Regions from separate parts of the Homo sapiens genome. Here region 2 is linked to region 1. A link is an interaction called in ENCODE POLR2A ChIA-PET data of the cell type or tissue named here. Cell type or tissue: OCI-LY7. All regions are shown on one strand. Links, peaks and the distances in the headings refer to the core of each region. The heading gives the core; the rest is flanking DNA.

Region 1 (12,178 bases), core at 2,021-10,020:
ATATTTCAGGATATCATCCATGAGAACTTCCCCAACCTAACTAGAGAGGCCAACATTCAAATTCAGGAAATGAGAGAACCCCAATAAAGATAGTTCATAAGAAGATAATCCCCAAAACACATAATCATCATATTCCCCAAGGTTGAAGTGAAAGAAAAGATGTTAAAAGCAGTTAGAGAAAAAGGTCAGGTCACCTACAAAGGGAAGCCCATAAGACTAACAGTGGACCTCTTAGCAGAAACCCTACAAGCCAGAAGAGATTGGGAGCCAATATTCAACATCCTTAAAGAAAAGAAATTCCAACCAAGAATATCATATCCACCTAAACTAAGCTTCATAAGCGAAACATAAGTAAGATCCTTTACATACAAGCAAATGCTAAGGGAATTCGTTACCACCAGACCTGCCTTACAAGAGCTCCTGAAGGAAGCACTAAATATGGAAAAGAAAGACCATTACCAACCACTACAAAAACACACTCATGTACACAGGCCAGTAACATTGTAAAGCAACCACACAAACAAGTATCTATAATAACCAGCTAACATGATGACAGGATCAAATCCACACATATCAATACTAACCTTGAATATAAATGGGCTAAATGCCCCAATTGAAGGAACAGAGTGGCAAGCTGGATAAAAAAGCAATACCTAAAGGTATGCTGTCTTCATCTGACCATCTCACACACAATAACATCCGTAGGCTCAAAATAAAGAGATGGAGGAAAATCTACCAAGCAAATGGAATCAGATAAAAGCAGGGGTTACAGTCCTAATCTCATACAAAACAGACTTTAAACCAACAAAGATCAAAAAAGACAAAGAAAGGCGTTATATTTTGGTAAAAGATTCAATAAGAAGATCTACCCAAATATGTATGCACACAACACAGGAGCATCCAGATTCATAAAGCAAGTTCTTAGGGACCTTCAAAGAGACTCAGACTCCCACACAATAATAGTGAGAGACTTCAACACCCCGCTGACAGTACTAGACTAAGCATCAAGTCAGAAAATTAACAAAGCTATTCAGGACCTGAACTCAGCACTGGATCAAATGGACCTGATAGACATCTAAGGAACTCTCCATCCAAAAACAACAGAATATACATTCTTCTCATTGTCACATGGCACGTACTCTAAAATCAACCATACAATTAGATGTAAACCAATCCTCAGCAAATGCAAAAGAACTGACATTATACCAACTACTCTTATACCAACCACAATGCAATAAAATTAGAAATGAAGACTAAGAAACTAGCTCAAAACCATACAATTTCATGAAAATTAAACAAACTGCTCATAAATGACTTTTGGTTAAATAATGAAATTAAGGCAGAAATCAAGATGTTCTTTGAAACCAAAGAGAACAAAGTTACAGCATACCAGAATCTCTGGGACACAGCTAGGCAGTGTTAAGAGGAAAATTTATAGCACTAAATGCCCACATCAAAAAGTTAGACAGGTCTTGGCTGGGCACAGTGGTCCATGCCTGCAACTCCAGCACTTTGGGAGGCTGAGGCGGGTGGATTACTTGAGGTCAGGTATTTGAGACCAGCCTGGCTAACATGACAAAACCCTATCCCTACTAAAAATACAAAAATTAGCCGGGCATGGTGGTGTGAGCCTGTAATCCCAGCTACTCAGGAAGCTGAGGCATGAGAATCACACGAACTCGGGAGGTGGAGGTTGCAGTGAGCCAAGACTGCCATTGCACTCCAGCCTGGGTGACAGAGTGAGACTCCAACTCAAAAAAAAAAAAAAAAAAAAGAACTACAGTACTAGGAGCAAACCAACCCCAAAACTAGCAGAAAACAAGAAGTAACCAAAATCAGAGTTGAACTGAAGGATATTGAGACACAAAAAACCATTCAAAAGATCATTGAATAAACAACAAGAAAAGAACAATGAATCCAGAAGTTGGCTTTTTTGAAAAAATTAATAAGACAGGCCACTAGCTTGACTAATAAAGAAGAAAAGAGAGAAGATCCAAATAAACACAATTAGAAAGGACAAAGCGGGTATTACCACTGACCCCCCAGAAATACAAATAACCATCAGAGAATATTATGAATGCCTCTATGCACACAAACTAGAAAATCTAGAAGAAATGGATATATTCCTGGATATATACACCCTCCCAAGAATGAACCAGGAAGAAACTGAATCCCTGAACAGACTAATTATGAGCTCTGAAATTGAATCAGTAATAAGTACCCTATCCAAAAACAATCCCAAGACCAGATGGATTCACAGCTGAACTCTACCAGAAGTACAAACAAGAGCTGGTACTATTCCTACTGAAACTATTCCAAAAAATTGAGGAGGAGGGATTTCTCCCTAACTCATTCTAAGAGGCCAGCATCATTCTGATACCAAAACCTGGCAGAGACACACACACACAAAAAGAAAACTTCAGCACAATATCTGTGATGAGCATCAGTGCAAAACTCCTCAACAAAATACTGGCAAACTGAATCCAGTAGCATATCAGAAAGTTTATCCACCATGACCAAATAGGCTTTATTCCTAGGATGCAAGGTTGGTTCAACACATGAAAATCAATAAATGTGATTCATCACATAAACAGAACTAAAGACAAAAACCACATGATTATTTCAATAGATGCAAAAAAGGTGATAAATTTCAACTCAACTGTATGCTAAAAGCTCTCAGTAAACTAGGTAGTGAAGAAACATATCTCAAATAATAAGAGCCATCTATGACAAACCCACAGCCAACATCATACTGAATGGGCAAAATCTGGAAGCATTCCTCTTGAGAACTGGCACAAGACAAGGATGTCCTCTCTCCCCACTTCTTTTCAAAATAGTATTGGAAGTCCTGGCCAGGGCAATCAGGCAAGAGAAAGAAATAAAAGGCATCCAAATAGGAAGAGAAGAAGTCAAAACTATCCCTGTTGCAGATGACATGATCCAGTATCTAGAAAACCCCATAGTCTAGGCACAAAAGCTCCTTCAGCTGATAACTTCAGCAAAGTTTCAGGATACAAAATCAATGTACAAGAATCACTAGCATTCCTATACACCAACAACAGCCAAGCAAAGAGCCAAATCAGGAATGCAGTCCCATTCACAATTGCCACAAAAAGAATAAAATACCCAGAAATGCAGCTAACCAGTGAGGTGAAAGATCTCTACAAGGAGAACTATAAAACACTGCTCAAAGAAATCAGAGATGACACAAACAAATGGAAAAACATACCATGGTCATGCTCATGGATAGGAAGAATCAATATCATTAAAATGGCCACACTGCCCAAAGCATTTTATAGACTGAATGCTATTTCTATCAACTACCAATGACATTGTTCACAGAACTAGAAAAAAAACTATTTTAAAATTCATATGGAACCAAAAAAGAGGCTGAATAGCCAAGGCAATCCCAAGCAAAAAGAACAAAGCAGGAAGCATCACACTTCTTGACTTCAGACTATACTACAGGGCTATAGTAACCAAAACAGCATGGAACTGGTACAAAAACAGACACATAGACCGATGGAACATAACAGAGAGCACAGAAATAAGGCCACACACCTACAACCATCTGATCTTCGACAAAGCTGACAAAAGCAAGCAATGGGAAAAGCTGAGAAAAACAAGCAATTCAACAAATGATGCTGGGATAACTGGCTAGCCATATGCAAAAGATTGAAACTGGACCCCTTCCTTACACCATATACAAAAATCAACTCAAGATGGATTAAAGACTTAAATGTAAAACCCAAAACTATAAACTAGAAGATAACCTAGGCAAAACTATTCTGGATGGAGGAACTGGCAAAGATTTCATGACAAAGATGCCAAAAACATTCACAAAAAAAGCAAAACTTGGCCAATGGGATCTAATTAAAGAACCTCTGCACAGCAAAAGAAACTATTAACAGAGTAAACAGACAACATACAGGATGGCAGAAAATTTTTGCAAACTATACATCTGATAAAGGTCTAATATCCATCATCTATAAGGAACTTAAATTTACAAGAGAAAAAAACACCATTAAAAAGTGGACAAAGGACATGAATGGACACCTTTTAAAGGAAGATATACATATGGCCAGCAAGCATATGAAAAAAAGCTCAACATCACTGATCATTAGAGAAATGCAAATTAAAGCCACAATGAGATACCATCTCACACAAGTCAGAATGGTTATTACTAAAAAGTCAAACAATAGGCCAGACGCAGTGGCTCATGCCTGTAATCCCAGCACTTTGGGAGGCCCCAAGGAGGGAGGATCACTTGAGCCCAGGAGTTTGAGACCAGCCTGGACAACATGGCAAGACCCCATCTGTATAAAAAAAATACAAAAATTAGCCAGTGTGGTGGCACCCGCCTACAGTCCCAGCTACTCAGAAGGCTGAGGCAGGAGGATCACTTGAGTCTGGGAGGTCAAGGCTGCAGTGAGCTGTGATCATGCCACTGCACTCCAGCCTGGAAACAGAATGAGACCCTGTCTTAAAAAAAAAAAAAAGTGAAAAAATAACAAATGCTGGTGAGATTGCAGAGAAGACAGAACACTTACACACTGTTGGTAGAAGTGTAAATTAGTTCAATCATTGTGGAAAACAGTGTAGTAATTCCTCAAAGAGCTAAAAACAGAACTACCATTTGACCCAGCAATCCCTTTACTGGGTATATACCCAAAGGAATATAAATTGTTCTATCATAAAGACACATGCATATTTACTGCAGAACTACTCACAATAGCAAAGACATGGAATCAACCTAAATGCTCATCAATGGTAGACTGGATAAAGAAAATGTAGTACATATACACACCATGGAATACTATGCAGCCATAAAAAACAATGAAATCATATTTTTGCAGGAACATGGATGGAGCTGGAGCCCATTATCCTTAGCAAACTTATGCAGGAATGGAGAATCAAATACTGCATGTTCCTACTTCTAAGTGGGAGCTAAATGATGAGAACATATGGGCACATAGAGGTGAACAAAAGACACCGGGATTTACAGGAGGAGGGAGAGGATCAGGAAAATTAACTAATGAGTTCTAGGCTTAATATCTGGGTGACGAAATAATCTGTACAATAAACCCCTGTGACAAAAGTTTGCCTACATAACAAACCTGCATTGTATCCCTGGACTTAAAATATAAGCTAAAAAAAGATGTTGTAAATTTATAGTATTGATAAATACAGTACAGTACTGTAAATGTATAAAACAAAAACAAAAAAGAAGAGCTTTAAACATATTATAACTTGCTTAATTTCATCCATAACAAGAATACAAATTAAAACCACATTGAGACATCATTTTTCATCAATCCGATGAACAAACATTTAGAAAAATTGACAATAGGCTCTATTAATAAGGTTGTGGAAAAGTAGGCATTCTCATGTATTGTTTGTAGGAGTGAAAAACATGGTAGAACCACAATGGAGGTAATTTGGCAATATCTTCAAAGAATGATGAATGCATTTGTCTTTTGAACTAGCAATTCCATCTTTAAAAATTTAAATATACACCTTCACAAATATTAAACATTATATACACCAAGTTATTTATTGTGACATCATTTATAATAAAATAACTGGAAAACAACCCAATGGTAATCAGCTGAGACTGAATGAAATATGATGAATCTACTGAACAGTGTCAATGGTGTACAATATAATTGTTAAAAAAAAATGAGAGGCCGGGCGCGGTGGCTCACTCCTGTAAACCCAGCACTTTGGGAGGCCGAGGAAAGCAATCACGAGCTCAGGAGTTCAAGACCACACCAGCCTGACCAAGATGGTGAACCCCGTCTCTACTAAAAATACAAAAATTAGCCGGGCATGGTGGTGCGCATCTGTAGTCCCAGCTACTTGGGAGGCTGAGGCAGAAGAATTGCTTGAACCCGGGAGGCAGAGGTTGCAGTGAGCCGAGATCACACCACTGCACTCCAGCCAGGGTGACAGAGAGAAACTCCCTCTCAACAACAACAACAACAAAAAGTCTTAGCCGGGCGCGGTGGCTCACACCAGTAATCCCAGCACTTTGGGAGGCCAAGGCAGGTGGATCACAACGTCAGGAGCTCGAGACAAGCCTGACCAACATGGTGATACCCTGTCTCTACTAAAAATACAAAAATTAGCCAGGCATGGTGGTGGGCGCCTGTAATCCCAGCTACTCAGGAGGCTGAGGCAGGAGAATTGCTTGAACCCAGGAGGCGGAGGTTGCAGTGAGCCAAGATGGTGCCACTGCACTCCAGCCTGGGCGACAGAGCGAGACTCCATCTAAAAAAAAAAAAATACTTAGGCCAGGCACGGTGGCTCATGCCTATAATCCCAGCACTTTGGGAGGCCGAGGCAGGCAGATCACGAGGTCAGGAGTTCAAGACCAGCCTGGCCAACATGGTGAAACCTTGTCTCTACTAAAGATACAAAAAATTAGCCAGGCATGGTGACGTGCACCTGTAATCCCAGCTACTCAGGAGGCTGAGGCAGGAGAGTTGCTTGATCCCGGGAGGTGGAGGTTGCAATGAGCCAAGGTCGCACCATTCCACTCCAGCGTGGGTGACAGGGCGAGATTCCATCTCAAAAAAAAAAAAAAAGTCTTATCTGAGATTCTTTATGGAACAGAGTTCCATCAAAACCAATTAAAAGAAGCCTATGTGGCAAATAATTATTCTTGCTGCACTTTAAACAAATAATTAGGCCAAGTATATTAAAGCAAATTGGTCTTACCATGATTTGTCTTTAGTAAAAATGGGAGACTGGAGAGAGAAAAAATATGTTTCAGGAACTATGGTACACCTTTTGTCAGATTTTAGTCTCATCAGTTGTTTTTGAGTTTTTTGTCTGCAATTTAGACTGCTTATTCCTGTAAACCAACCAGTGGTGTCTGGCTGATAGAAGAAACAAGAAGGATAGGTGATATAAAAATGTGGATCAATATTCTAATTCTGGGCATGTATTGAAATCAGCTAGTGACTCCATATTAGCTCAGTTCCAACAGTTGCCTAGCTTATGGAAAGCCTTCTTATTTAGTTTACTTGAGATAACTTTACTTATTTTGCTTTACTTTTGTGGAATATATTGGTGTTGTGCTCTTTGCATAGGAATGCAGAACAAGCTTACTCAATGTTTTCCCAAATTAAACACTTATTAATCTTCCAGATGTCACCTTTTATCAGTACTCAGGGTTATGAATGGTGCTTGACATACTGATGCTTTCTGATTGAGCTACTCTCTACCCTGAATACAAGAGACCCTAATAATTAGGCAGGAATATCATTGCCCCTATTCAGCCTGAAAAAGTTACAAAACATGGATCTTCATCCTGCTACAACCCTTAGGATTAAGAGTTTTCTTATAAAAGGGAGGGAGGGGCCAGGTGCAGTGGCTCACACCTATAATCCCAACACTTTGGGAGACTGAGGCCAGTGGATCACTTGCGGTCAGGAGTTCGAGACCAGCCTGACCAACGTGGTGAAACCCCGTCTCTACTAAAAATACAAAATTAGCTGGACATGGTGGCACACACCTGTAATTTCAGCTACTTGGGAGGCTGAGGCAGGAGAATCACTTGAACCTGAGAGGCAGAGGTTTCAGTGAGCTGAGATCATGCCATTGCACTCCAGCCTGGGCAAAAAGAGCAAAACTCTGTCTCCAAATTAAATAAATAAGTAAATAAATAAATGGGAGGGAGGAAGTCTGTCAGAGGCCTTTGAATCAGAGCAACTCCATCTTGAATGGAGGCTGGGTAAAATAGGGCTGAGACCTACTGGGTTGCATTCCCAGTCACATTCTAAGTCACAGGATGAGATAGGAGGTCGGCACAAGATACAGGTCACAAAGACCATGTTAATAAAGCAGCGTGTGGTAAAGAAGCCAGCCAAATCCCACCAAAACCAAGATGGCGAAGAACGTGACCTTTGGTCATCCTCACTGCTCATTATATACTAATTATAATGCATTAGCATGCTAAAAGACACTCCCACTAGTGCCATGACAGTTTACAAACGCCATGGTAACATCAGGAAGTTACTCTATATGGTCTAAAACTAGGAGAAACCCTCAGTTCTGGGAATTGCCCACCCCTTTTCCAGAAAACTCATGAATAATCCACCCCTTGTTTAGCATACAATCAAGAAATAGCCATAAAAATAGGCAACCAGCAGCCTTCGGGGCTGCTCAGCCTGGGGGATAGCCATTCTTTATTCCTTTACTTTCTTAGTAAACTTGCTTTCACCTAAAAAAAATACCCAACATCAATTATCATTAGAAAAATGCAAATTAAAACCATATAAATATCATCTCACACCAGAAAGAGAGGGAAAATAAGTGTTGGAAGGGGTGTGCAGAAATTGGAACCTTTGTGCACTATTAATGGGAATGTAAAATGGTGCAGCCTTTTTAGAAAACAGTAAGGCAGTTTCTCAGAAAATTAAAAATAGAATTACCGGCAGGGCACGGTGGCTCACGCTTGTAATCCCAGCACTTTGGGAGGCTGAGGCCAGTGGATCATGAGGTCAGGAGCTCGAGACCAGCCTGACTAACATGGTAAAATGCCATCTCTACTAAAAATACAAAAATTAGCTGGGCATGGTGGTGTGCGCCTGTAATACCAGCTACTAGGGAGGCTGAGGCAGGAGAATCGCTTGAACCCGGGAGGCGGAGGTCGCAGTGAGCGGAGATCATCCCATCACACTACAAAATGACAAATACTATATGATTCCACTGATATGAGGTCCCTAGAGTAGTCAGATTCACAGAGACAGAAAACAGAATGGTGGTTGTCAGGAGCTGGAGGATGGAAAATGGGAAGTTGTTGTTTAATGGGCATAGAGTTTCAGTTTTGCAAGAAGACAGCCCTGAAGATTGACTGCCCAACAATGTGAATGTGCCTAACATTACTGAACTGTACACTTAAAAATGGTTAAGATGGTAAATTTTATATTATGGATTTTACCACAGCTTTTTAAAATTATTTTAAAACTGGCTGTCACAAAAAGGAAAAGAATATCAGGTGAGATTGGTCTAGATTAAAGAGACTGGAGAGATGTCATGACAACTAAAAGCAATGCATGATCTATAATTGGTTCCTGACTTTAAAAAATATTATATATATATATATTATATATGTATATATGTATGAGTCCAATTGTCCAACCAAGTACCAAATGTCATTCTTCATTTCTTGCAGGCACTCACATTCTCCACAGAGGCCTACTGAATTCTTTCTCATCACATGGCTCCCTAGATGAAAGGAAAGGTCTCACACTGTGACAACCTTCCCCCAACCCACTATCAAGGATTCTGACAACTATCCCTTTCCCTAGTACCGTCTTTATACAAACTGGGGATTGGGGAAAGGTAAGGGGGTGATATCGTGATTGGTTATCAGAAAGCTGGCTTGGCCACTAACTCTTGGCAATCAGGTGGAAGCTACTCTTAGAATTACTTCTTTCTGTTTTCAGCATAGCTCAAATTCCTGGGCAAAAGAAAAACTCTTAACCAGATGGGGCAGCTCATGCCTGCAATCCCAACATTTTGGAAGGCCAAGGCGAGAGGATTGCTTGAGCTCAGGAGTTTGAGACTAACCTGGGCAACAGAGTGAGATGCCCTCTGTACAAAAACTTCTTAAAAATTAGCCAGGTATGGTGGCATGTGCCTGTAGTCCCAGCTACTCGGGAGGCTGAGGTGGGAGGATGGTTTGGGCCTGGGAAGTTGAGGCTGCAGTGAGCTGTGATTGTGTCATTGCACTCAGATCTGGGCAACAGAGTAAGATGCTATCTCAGAAAAAGAGGGGAAATCCCTTGCATATTATCCTTTTACTTATTATGACAATTATTATTCTCTTTTCCCTTGTTTTGCTTTTTCAGGCTGGTCAACTATCTGTTCATTTGCTCTCTTCTGTATATGGGTGTAGGGGCATGGCTCTGCCACGTTGACCTGCCAACCTTATATGTACTCACATAGGCCATACAGGCAAGGCTTAACCATAATTAATCAAAGTCTTGGCGGACATTCTGTGATCCTTGGGGAACAGGCTTATGAGGAACTACCACAAGGCCACTTTCAACTCATCTTTTTATCTTCTTGGGAGGCTGTCATGAGGCAGTTCTTATCACTTCCCAGGTTCTGATAAGGTATGAGGCATTCTGCCTCATCTTTCTTAGGGCAGAACTGCAAGCCATAAACTTCTTAGTTGCAAATGGACTCAGCTCCTCAGCAACAGGGTGTCTCATTACTCAGGTTGCCATCCCCTTTTGTATTGGTGCTGTCCTGTGGGAGAGCTGGAAATTCTGCTTATTTCCTTTTGTGTCTATGTAAGTAATAAACTGTCTGAATCAAACAAGGACTGCTGTTTCTTTACTAATCAAAGCTGCTAGGATTTGCCTGAGAATGGGTTCTTATTTTTCCTTGAAGTTCTGTTTCAAAATAGTTTCTTTTTCAAACCTTGTCAACTTGTCTTGGCAACCAGGGATTTGGTTCATATCTGGGAGAGATGACAGTAGTGAGAAGCTGCTCAGAGGAACTGTGGGGATCTGGAAATTTGGTGAAGAGCAGATTTACTCATGGAGTAGGTCTCAAAAGACTCTTACCAAGGCTAACCTCCAGAGTTTCTGTCCCAACCTTAAACCTCTTCAGCTCCTGACCCAGCCTAGTCTTCTCAGGAATCCATGCCGTTTTAGACCCCTCCTTGAAAAAGGGCTCTCTCCCATCTCCAAGAAAATGATAAGCTTGGTGGGGACATACATAGAGGACTAAAGAGGGTCCATGGACATCAAACCTGCCCCCAAAACACAGACAGGAAGAAGCATGCAAATATATCACTGAGATAATGCAGAAAGTAGATTGAATTTGGAGTTCCTTGACAGATAAGTGTCATGAGTTGGTATACCCTGGGCAGTAGGGTCAGCCTAGGCCTGAATGGTTCAAGAACGATGCTGAGTTTTAAGTTTCCTTCTACCCACCACAACTTCCAGACCAGGACACACAAACTTGGGAAGCCCCCATTTGAGGATGCACACCACTGAGAGAAACCCATGTCTTCCTTTCCCTAAAAACTGTTCCCCCAGCTGTGTCTAGGCTCACTCTCCCTCCTCCCACTCAGTGGCTACCTGCCACAAGTCTTGGACCAGCCTCAGTGCTTCCCAGATGACCAAACCGGGGTCATTTTAGCTCAAATCAACTTTCACAGCCAGTACATGAGTCAGACCCATGAAATCCTCCCAAACTGCCAAATGCCAGCCTTGGGTCTTTAAAGCTACCAGAGCTTCATTGTTACCTGGTTACTAGGTAATAACCCACAACAATTACTCCTCTCTGGATCTGGGCCTAAACATTCTGGTATCTTATAGCTCTTTTGTATTAATACTTTCTCTGATTACCTGAAATGATATACCACATAGAAAACTGTACTAAGAGTTATTGAAGAATGTGCAAAAAATTAACAAGAGGTCCAAGGAAAACTAAGCACATGAAGAAAAGTCAAGCATTAACTTCAGGAAAAGTAGAAAGAAGAAAAGGAGACAATCATGGTATATGACCATGTTCTGCTGGGAATTATATTTTGCAAAGGCATAAAAATGTTAACATGAATATTCATCTAACAAAGAATTGTTAGGGCCAGGCACAGTGGCTCACACCTATAATCCCAACACTTTGGGAGGCCGAGGTAGGAGGATGGCTTGAGCCCAGGAGTTCGAGATCATCCCATGCAACACAGTGAGACCTCATCGCGACTAAAAATAAAAAATTAGCTGGGCGTGTGGTATGTGCCTGTGGTCCCAGATTCTTGAGAGGTTGAGGCAGGAGGATCGCTTGAGCCCAGGAGGTGGAAGCTGCAGTGAGCCATGATCGCACCACTGCATTCCAGCCTGGGTGAGAGAGCAAGAGCCTGTCTCAATAAAAGAAAAAGAAAGAAAAGAAAAATTAAGTCATTTCAATCATATACAAACTATCCTAATTAATAAGAAGGAACACTTCCTAAATGATTTTCTAATGCTAAAATAACCTGATAGTGAATCCTATTGTAAAAAATACACACAAAAAAGGAAAAGCCCAGTCTAATGTCATTAATGTAAATAAATGAAAAAAAACCCATACTAATTATTAGAAAATTAAATCCAGTAGTACATAAAAAAGAATAATACAGCATAAGTAGAATTTCTCCAAGATATGAGGTTGACTTAAC
Region 2 (10,089 bases), core at 2,090-10,089, 690 kb before region 1:
CAACTTGATGAAACTCTGTCTCTACTAAAAATATTTTAAAAAATTAGCTGGGCATGGTGACAGGCGCCTGTAATCCCAGCTACTGGAGAGGCTGAGGCAGGAGAATCGCTTGAACCCAGGAGGCAGAGGTTGCAGTGAGCTGAGATCACACCACTTGCACTCCAGCCTGGGTGACAGAGCAAGACTCCATCCCCTACTCCAAATATATATATACATATATGTGTGTGTGTGTGTGTATATATATATATATATATATATATATATATATATATATATATATGTATGTATGTATGTATGTATATCAGACAGCTGCCTCTTATTAGGGCTTAGATATAGAGGAAAAGTCCATGTAAAATAATTGGTTTTGCACTATGATTCTTTTTTCTCCAAGAGACCACTTTCCAATAATTGAACTCAAGCATTGTATTGAGTACTTAGAAGGTGTACAAACTACTGTGTGAAATACTTCAGAGAGTTAATGATGAACTAAGAAATTATATCTGCCCTCAATGACAATACACAGAGTAGATCCTTATATGACATGTATAAGAAAAATTATGGTGGTACCAACTTCTTTTACATACAGATTAAATTATTTTGTTTGATTCTATGGTCTCTTCAATGACAGTTTTTTAAAAACATTTTCCTGAACCAGAGCCCTTCCCATATGGTATCCAGAAGTCTCATCCTTTATAAAATATTTTTTCCAATTAGCTTTGCCATAGGCTGGCTATCTTTTGCCATTAATATTTTAGGAATGCATCCTAAACAGTATGCCCTGTTACTGGTAATTTTCCATTAAGTATGGTTTCTTAAAAGTGAACTCAAAGTGGTCGGGCATGGTGGCTCACACCTGTAATCTCAGCTATTTGGGAGGCTGAGGTGGGGTGGGTGCATCCCAAGATCAAGAGATCAAGACCATTCTGGCCAATATGGTGAAACCCCATCTCTACTAAAAATACAAAAATTAGCTGGGTGTGGTGGCGTGTGCCTGTAGTCCCAGCTACTCGGGAGGCTAAGGCAGGAGAATAGCATGAACCCAGGAGGCAGAGGTTGCAGTGAGCCAAGATAGTGCCACTGCACTCCAGCTTGGCGACAGATTGAGACTCTGTCTCAAAAAAAAAAAAAAAGGTGAACTCAAAGTGTAACATTAGAGGGTAACTGTGTCTCTTTCTTGAGATTTAGCCTCATCAGTTTGATCAACATCTCTTCGAAACTATGTGTTTGCTTTTCTGAACCTGACATCTTATATGGGGATAAAGCAGATTTTTACACCAGAACTATCCAATTCATGATCACAGCTATACTCTGTTACATGTCATAAAGAAAACTGATACAATTTGCTCATTTGTCATCAGCCTTATAATTCATTGAAAAGTGATCTACGAGATTAAATATGCTATAAAAGTATAGTATAGTCTCCTCAACATTCCTATGCTATTGCTGCTTCAAAAAGCATAATACTTCTGGAATGAAAGCAGTGGATGAATGTCTTCTGACTGATTACATTCCAATTTTAGGTACTATAAAACAGTGAAGCTACAAATTTTAAATTATAGCTGAACGCTTTAACTTGTTAGATGAAATGGATACATACACATCTGTCATACACATAAAAAGACAAGGAAAGTCCTTGACATAATTTTATGACTGGAATCAGAATAAATGTAAACACATCCAAACCCATTGCCCAGTTAGTCTCAGAAAACAATCAACACATATGTTAATTATGAATCCTAAATTATCAACAAGTGTCCTAAAAATCCTAAAGCTAAGCCGTTAGTTTCAATTCTTATATGGCCCAAACCAAATAATGATCACCAGCCTTCTGGTTTCGGTGATCCATTTTCTGGTGAAATTATCTAAGATCCCATTGAAGTAAACTGCTTCTTTAAAATAAGTTTCACAAGATCCTTGTTTAGATTTCACTATGGTTCAGACAAAGAAAAAGTAACACTCACAAAATTGTCTCATATAAAAATCTTTCCCCCATCTTTTATGGCCTAAAACTGTGGCTTCTCAATCAAGAATGTGCCTAGGCACTTAAGATTTTTAAACCAGCTGTCACAAAAATTTTAGAACAGTTTTATTTCCATCCACAAATCATTCCATTATACCATATGGAGAAGCACACAAAAATCATTATTATTTTTCCCAACAGAACATCGAGTGTGCTGGCATTGAAAATATAAATCCTTTTTTTGGTCAACCACTAAAAATGGCTACTGTTAATTAATTGCATGTTGTGAATCAGATTTTTGTTAGCCCTAGCCATCACCACGACCTTTCAAATTAGATATGATTATTCCTACTTTGCTGAAGCTCAAAGAGATTAAATAACTTGCTAAAGGTGACACAGTTAACAATTTACCTAATTGCAAAGCTGCTATCCTTCTATGATACATCTGAAAATTCAGAATCCTGGTATCAGGTAATCCCCAGAGTACATTATTTGTTTATCCATTCATTCAACAACTATTTAATAAAGCCTATTCAGCTTAAACTGGAAACATAGTTGATTGAAGTCACTGATATTTGAGATATGGTCTAACAGTCTTGACTATTCATGCTCTAACTCTCAATGATTTGTTCCTAAATCAAGTTAGGTGAGCAGAGGTCAGAATAATTAGACCATGTTAGCTTAGTTTCCCAAGTCATTTGTTTTCCTATTATGTCTTTCTTTCTATTTGACTATATATGAGAACTGTCCATATGATAAACATTTTGGTAGTTCATACAAGATGATGGAGGAGAGAGGTTTCATTGTCCTCTATTTCTCTCAATATTACCTATAGAACACTGTACTTATTAAATTCTATTTGAAAACTAATGTAAATACAAATTTAGTATTTTTAGATAAATTCAAATACTTTCTTTCAAAAAATCACACAAGTAGAACCACACACTCTATATTTTGCCCCCTTTTTTGGTCTCAGAAGCAGCAACTGCCGCATTTTAGAGCCCTTGGATGTCTTTCATTCTCTAAGGGGTTTCCAATCTCTTTTCTGGGTTTTAACTATTGTATCTTTCAAAGTAGATAGGCAGCAAACAAAGAAGAAAGAAAAAATAATTGGGACGTTATGTTTCCCTGCACCTTTACAGAATTCACCAAAAGAAATCAAGCAATGCTTTTCAAAGAGTAATACACTTTAGCATTCAGTGTCTGTAACCACTCTACAATAAGCATAAAGTTCTCAGAAAACACTTGGAATCTGTGCACGTTTCAGAAATTTTCCCATAGTTGTAAAAGTTATGGGGAATTTAATGTAAAAAGCAGGCGATATTACTGCAAATTTGCCCCAGTACTAAAAAAAGCACTCAAAACACATTTTGTTAATTCTGAATATTCCACAAAGTCATCATTAGTATCATTAGTGTAGGAAATGGGCAAAAGAAATGTCTAACTTGGAAACACATACAGATATCGTATTAATGAAATGCATAACAGAAGTGAAAAATAGTCTTTACCATTTTTCGTCATGGCAATACGGTATATTGTATATTTAAGTGATAAAATTTTAAATGCAGAAGAAATAAATTCACTATATTTGGAAGTTCATGAATGATTTAAAACCATGAAATGACTTGGGATACTGAGAAAGTATAAATGGACATATCCCTAATGGCCAGAAAGAATTACTGAACTTTGAAAGAAAGTAAATTCACTTTATGAATTTGCTAGCCATCTCAAGTGTAGTTAAAAGCCACTCTATTTACAAAAGTTTATCACAATTTTATTTATATTTTCCATTGAATTAGATTTCTCCCCCCTAGATAAACAGATCAGTTGTTATCAGACGGTCTACACAAAACTGCTGCATGGTCAATGGGAAAAAAATAAAAGTGGGAAAAGAGCATTATCATTGATAAATTCAGCTAGAAAATGATATAGAGTATTAACAAAGTAATTTTATAAATTGTTAATAAATTATATCTATTATATAAAATATATGTACATAAATAAGGTATGAGGGAAGGGGACTGGATTGTTGTTGGTATCTGTCACATATATATAAATTTATTGATGTCTGCTTTATAAATGCCAAGTGTACTAAGGGATATATTTCTCCAAGCTCAGAAAAAAAAATTTTTTTTTTTTTAGAAGTGTGAAGTGGGGAATCAGGGGTCTCATAGCCTTCAGAGCTGAGAGCCCTGAACAGAGATTTACCCACATATTTATTAACAGCAAGCCAGTCATTAGCATCATTTCTATAGATATTAGATTAACTAAAAGTATCCCTTATGGGAAACGAAGAGATGGGCGGAAATAAAGGGATGGATTGAGGTAGTTATCTGCAGCAGGGGCATGTCCTTAAGGCACAGATCACTCATGCTATTGTTTGTGGTTTAAGAACACCTTTAAGCAGTTTTCTGCCCTGGGCGGGCCAGGTGTTCCTTGCCCTCATTCCGGTAAACCCACTACCTTCCAGCATGGGCATTACGGCCATCATGAACATGTCACAGTGCTGCAGAGATTTTGTTTATGGCCAGTTTTGGGGCCAGTTTATGGCCAGATTTTGGGGGGCCTGTTCCCGACACAAAGAGACAAGCAGCAAGAGGAAGAAATGCAAGATCCTACAGGAAAAACAGAGAATACCTCTAATTTCCACCTCCCCCACAATGCCCAAGTCATCTAGTCCAGAAATCGTACTTTGTTTACACTGACAGAAGTAAGTACATTGGAATTACAAATCTTGGATATAATCCCAAGCTTGCTGTAACAGAAAGGACATAGAAATCAGCCTAAAGGGAGTCCCAAAGGCCAATCCTGGGACAATTTCAGCATCAAAATAAATAATTGATATTAACAGATTACAGGCCATTGAATAAAATAGAAAACCATGCTTCCAGAATCATAGAAACAAACATATATAGAGAATATAAAACTCTTCTTCAAGGTAGAAAGCCAATTAACAACTGTAGAAGAAACAATGGAATTATAAAATCTTCATTTGGAGGTGATTGTAATAAGTGATTAAAGCAAGTGTCATCAATGGATGAAACTAGAGGATAAAGTTTTTTTTTTTTTTTTTTGAGATAGAGTTTCACTCTTGTTGCCCAGGCTGGAGTGCAATGGCACAATCTCAGCTCATTGCAACCTCCACCTCCCAGGTTAAAGCAATTCTCCTGACTCAGCCTCCCAAGTAGCTGGGATTACAGACATGCACCACCACGCCCGGCTAATTTTGTATTTTTTTAGTATAGACGGGGTTTCTCCATGTTGGTCAGGCTGGTCTCAAACTCCCAACCTCAGGTGATCCACCCGCCTCGGCCTCCCAAAGTACTGGGATTACAGGCGTGAGCCACCGCGCCCAGCCAGAAAAGAATATCTGATAAGGGCGGGGCACTGTGGTTCACGCCTGTAATCCCAGCAGTTTGGGAGGGAGAAGCAGGAGGCTAGCCTGAGCCCAAGTTTCAGATCAGCCTGCTCAACATAGTGAGACTCCTGTCTGTACAAGAAAGTAATAGATAGATAGATAGATAGATAGATAGATAGATAGATAGATAGATAGGCAGACAGTAGGTGGCTTGCACCTGTAGTCCCTGTTACACCGGAGGCAAAGGTGGGATAATTGCTTGAGCCTAGGAGTTTGAGGCTGCAGTGAGCTATGATCGTACCGCTGCATTCCAGCTTGGGAGACAGAGCAATTAAAAAAAAAAAAGAAAGAAGATTTGATATAAACTCACCTCAATTAACCCATGACTGTCTTTAGAAAATACCGAATCACCTGACAGCAAAAGGGGCTCGCTTTTTTCAAAGCTCTCCTGGCTGACGAGCATGTCTGCATAGTTGGGCTGGGGGAAGATCAGGTGACTCTTCCGCGAGTCCGTGGTGAGGGAAACCTCGTGGGAATAGGTCTGCAGGAAAGCCTGCACCCCGTCCACGCCCACAAAGTGCGACGCCGGCGCTCCTGTCAAGCCGCCTCCTGAAGCCTGCAGCAGGCGTGACTTGTGCCAGCGCCGCAGCCTGAGCGCCAGCAGCAAGATGACGAAGGCCAGGAAGACGCAGGAGACCGCGGCCACCGCTACCACCAGGTACAGAGTGAGGTCTGAGGTTTCAGAGTTAGCTGGAGACTCGAGGCTGCCGAGGTCCGCCAGGACTTGGGGGATGCTGTCGGCCACGGCCACGGTGAGCGTGACAGTGGCGGAGAGAGGGGGCTGGCCGTGGTCCTGGACGGCCACTACGAGGCTCTGCTTGAGCGCGTCTCTGTCCAGCAGGGCTCGCGCCGTGCGCACCTCGCCCGTGTGCAGACCCACCGAGAAGAGTCCCGGCTCGCTGGCCTTGAGCAGACGGTAGGACAGCCAGGCGTTCTGGCCGGAGTCTCTGTCCACCGCCACCACCTTGGTCACCAGGTAGCCGGGCTCTGCGGAGCGGGGAGCCAGCTCCACGCCAGTGGAACCGTCCGTGGGGAGGGCGGGGTACAGGATCTCGGGCGCATTGTCGTTCTGGTCCAGCACGAACAGGCTCAACGACACGTTGCTGCTGAGGGGCGGGTGCCCGTTGTCCCGCGCCATCACTTTCACTTGCAAGTCTCGGAACTGCTCGTAGTCGAAGGAGCTCAGCGCATACAGTACCCCAGTGTCGGAGTTGATGGACACGTAGGACGATAGGCTTGCCCCTTGGATGGTGTTCTCAGCCAGGGAATAAGTGATCTGGGCGTTCTCTTCACAGTCGGGGTCGTGGGCGGTCACAGAGACGAGGGAAACTCCTCTGGGATTGTTCTCTGGGATATAAGCGGAATAGGAGGCCTGAGGGAAGACCGGCGGGTTGTCGTTGGTGTCTGCCACGTTCAGCGAGATATGAGTTTCCGTGGATAGGGGCGGGGTTCCCCGGTCAGTGGCGGTCACTGTGATGTTGTAGCTAGGAACCTGTTCCCTATCCAAGACTATGTCTGTGACTAAACTATAGTAATTTCCGTAAGATTTTTCTAATTTAAAGGGCAGATTTCCTTGGATGAAACAGATCACCTGTCCGTTTTCCTCAGAATCTTGGTCATTTACATTTAAAAGGGCAATTAATGTCCCTCTGGGAGAGTTTTCGGGAACCGAGCTGGCGAGAGAGGTGAGGACCACTTCTGGGGCATTGTCGTTCACGTCCAGAACAGTGATCAGGACTTTGGCTCGCGCAGAATATCCTGCATTATCCATTGCTTGCACTTCCATCTGGTAGAATCCTGACTCCTCGTGGTCCAACTCCCCTATTGTTGATATTGTCCCTGAATTACAATCTAGTTTGAAAACTTGGGCCGCCTTGTCGTCCACATACCGGAAGGAATACCTCACTTCCGCATTGACTCCTTCGTCAGGGTCGGTAGCGTTGACTACAAGCAGCTGCGTGCCCAAGGCCAGATTCTCCGGAACGCTCGCGCGGTACTCGGGCTGAGCAAACGCTGGTGCGTTGTCGTTCGCATCCAGAACCATCACGCGGATGCGCGCGGTGCCTGTGCGCACCGGGTCGCCCCCGTCGGAGGCCGTAAGGACCAGGTGGTGAGCAGCCTTTTCTTCGCGGTCCAGGGCGCGTTTCAGCACCAATTCGGGGTACTTACTACCGTCGGCTCCATTTTGCACGATGAGGGAGAAGTGAGTGTTCGGGCTGAGCTCGTAGCTCTGCAGAGAGTTCTTCCCGATATCCGGATCCCAGGCGTGGGGTAGAGGGAACCGCATCTCAGTGGCTGCATTTTCACTAATTTTTATTTCTAATTCACTTTCACGAAAGTAAGGCGCATTGTCGTTAATGTCCCTTACTTCTACTTCTACTCCATATATTTTCACTTTATCCTCCATCAGAATGTCTAGATTTAATTGACACTTGATGGCCCCCATACAGAGCTCCTCCCGGTCTATCCTGCCCGCCGTGACCAAGCTGCCGCTGCGCGGATTCAGGGCGAAAAGCTGCGTCCTACCTCTGGGGATGATGCGGACTCCGCGCTCCGCGAGCTCCCGGGGCTCCAGCCCCAGGTCCCTGGAGATGTCGCCCACCCTAGAGCCTTTCTCCAGCTCTTCCGGAACTGAATAGCGTATCTGGGTGCATCCGGTCTCCCACAGAGTCCCCAGGAGGATTCCCAGCAGGACAAGCCCTTTGTAGTCCCGGTGCAGTCGCGCAGGAATCATTCTTATCTTCCTCCAGAATTATTTTCAATTCTGCCCTTAACCACTGAAGTCAGGAGCAGTTCCTTCGCCCATAGAATGGGACAGTTGGGAAGTCAGAGCTCCTCCGTTGTTTCCACATACTCCCAGGGATGGTTCATTCCTAGCTATCTGCTTTGTGCTTCAGGCGCGTGCAAGGCGAGCAGGATCTCCGCTTTTCTCTCCCCGATTGGTGAACAGCGGCGCTCAGAGTCCTAACCAATTACTGCACAATCTTGAACTCCCAGAAAGGATATTTCGTTTTTATATCTTAAATAGCTCCACCTACTGTTCTTCAAAAGGGGATGGAAATCTACCGTATTCGCTTTAATAGAAACTTTAGTGAGCTTTTTTTTTTTTTCCCAATGAGCTTTTTTTTCCCCAATGAGCTTTTAAATGAATTGGAAGTTTCTATAAACAATGATTTTAATCTTATAATGTTAGTGCATCTGCTTTGAGATTACTGTTCCCCCAACACACCTATTATGGAGATGTCTCCCTAGGAGTTTCTCTTTTTGACAAATCATATAATATAATAATTTAAACTTTCTGATTCAGCTATAATTTGGGGAAAATATTTTTAAATAGATTCCTTGAATGATCCTGAATGGAAGGATTACTTTACCAGGTTGTTGACATGTAACGCTTAAAAATCAAATTTTCATGATATTATGGAAACCTAAAAATGATATGTGATTGTATACATTATCAGAATCACACTTAACAAGAACCCAAGTGAAAAAGAAACATTAATATTTTTAGCATAAAGTAGAAGCATTCCAACTTGCATTGACTGGAAATAATGGAAGTACTCCAGAATTCTATTAATACATTATATTTCAAAAATATTTATTGTTCAGGAAACTTAGTAAAAGAAAATTGGTAGTCCAAAGAATGTTACAGACTTACCTTTTCCTGGGTAACTGACCTAATTGTAATTACTGAGAATTACTGGTAATACTTTTGGAAGCCCATCAAAATATAGGGAAAAAATTCTCCCTAAGAAATAACTGGCTACGTACTTTCATGAGCGTAAATATTTATACTGTAAAGATATTTGCTAGGCATAAAATAAAATAATATATTTTAAATTGGGAAGAAATATATAGGTAGCTGTGAGAAAATATCAGACATAAAATTGAGTTTACTTGAATTACAAGAATCAAAAGTAAATGTAACTGAATATTATCAAATCATTACCATGTTCTTATTTTTTTAAGCTTTTTTCTCTGCCAGGCACAGTTTCAGGCAACTGTAGTCTCAGCTACTCTGGAGATTGAGGTGGGAGGATTACTGTAGCCCAAGAGTTTGAGTCCAGCCTGGGCAACATAATGAGACCTTAATCTCAATTTTTTTTAAAAAAAAAACACATTTTCTCCATTTTCTCATGCATTTTCTTCAAAATTTATAGTTAATGGATTAAAGAAAAAGCCTTATATACTCAAATATTGATGTCCCAAGAAACATCACAGGAAAAAAATTTATTCCTCAATTAAAATATCTCAATGACAGCAGTATCATAATACCCACTTTTCACACGTGTGTGTGTGTGTGTGTGTGTGTGTGTGTGTGTGTATAAACAATGTCTCCGGGCCGGGTGCAGTGGCTCACGCCTATAATCCCAGCACTTTGGGAGGCCGAGGCGGGCAGATCACGAGGTCAGGAAATCGAGACCATCCTGGCTAACACGGTGAAACCCCGTCTGTACTAAAAATGCAAAAAATTAGCCGGGCGTGGTGGCGGGCGCCTGTAGTCCCAGCTACCCGGGAGGCTGAGGCGGGAGAATGGCCAGAACCCGGAAGGCAGAGCTTGCAGTGAGCCGAGATCATGCCACTGCACTCCAGCCTGGACCACAGAGCGAGACTCCGTCCAAAAAAAAAAAAAGTCTCCCGTAAAAATGGTGAAAATGTTTCAAAAATACATGAAAGCTAATAATGAAGTTACTGGCCCACACAGAAAGGA

The links. Peaks named below come from ENCODE experiments on the same cell type or tissue, not always from the same donor. Only the 100,000 strongest peaks of a DNase experiment are listed, where the experiment ranks them.
Region 2: POLR2A ChIA-PET joins it to region 1 with 10 read pairs; 2 of 35 experiments call an interaction of 5 or more read pairs at or near these places.

Annotation. Positions count from the first base shown.
Region 1 is chr5:140,740,114-140,752,291 of GRCh38, reverse strand. The region is part of intron 3 of LOC105378198 (a long non-coding RNA gene); the gene reads right to left. Among named protein-coding and RNA genes, the nearest start is that of PCDHA1, 40 kb to the left of the region's middle. In OCI-LY7, for the core only: no CTCF peak of the experiment used is centred there; no DNase peak of the experiment used is centred there.
Region 2 is chr5:141,428,783-141,438,871 of GRCh38, reverse strand. The region is part of intron 1 of PCDHGA1 (protocadherin gamma subfamily A, 1); the gene reads right to left. All of the region lies in intron 1 of PCDHGA2 (protocadherin gamma subfamily A, 2), which reads right to left. All of the region lies in intron 1 of PCDHGA3 (protocadherin gamma subfamily A, 3), which reads right to left. All of the region lies in intron 1 of PCDHGB1 (protocadherin gamma subfamily B, 1), which reads right to left. It also overlaps PCDHGA4, PCDHGB2, PCDHGA5, PCDHGB3, PCDHGA6 and PCDHGA7, and 10 more genes. RefSeq lists an enhancer at 8,330-8,469. In OCI-LY7, for the core only: CTCF peaks have their summits at 8,165 and 8,364 (motif pointing left); a DNase peak (open chromatin) is centred at 8,341.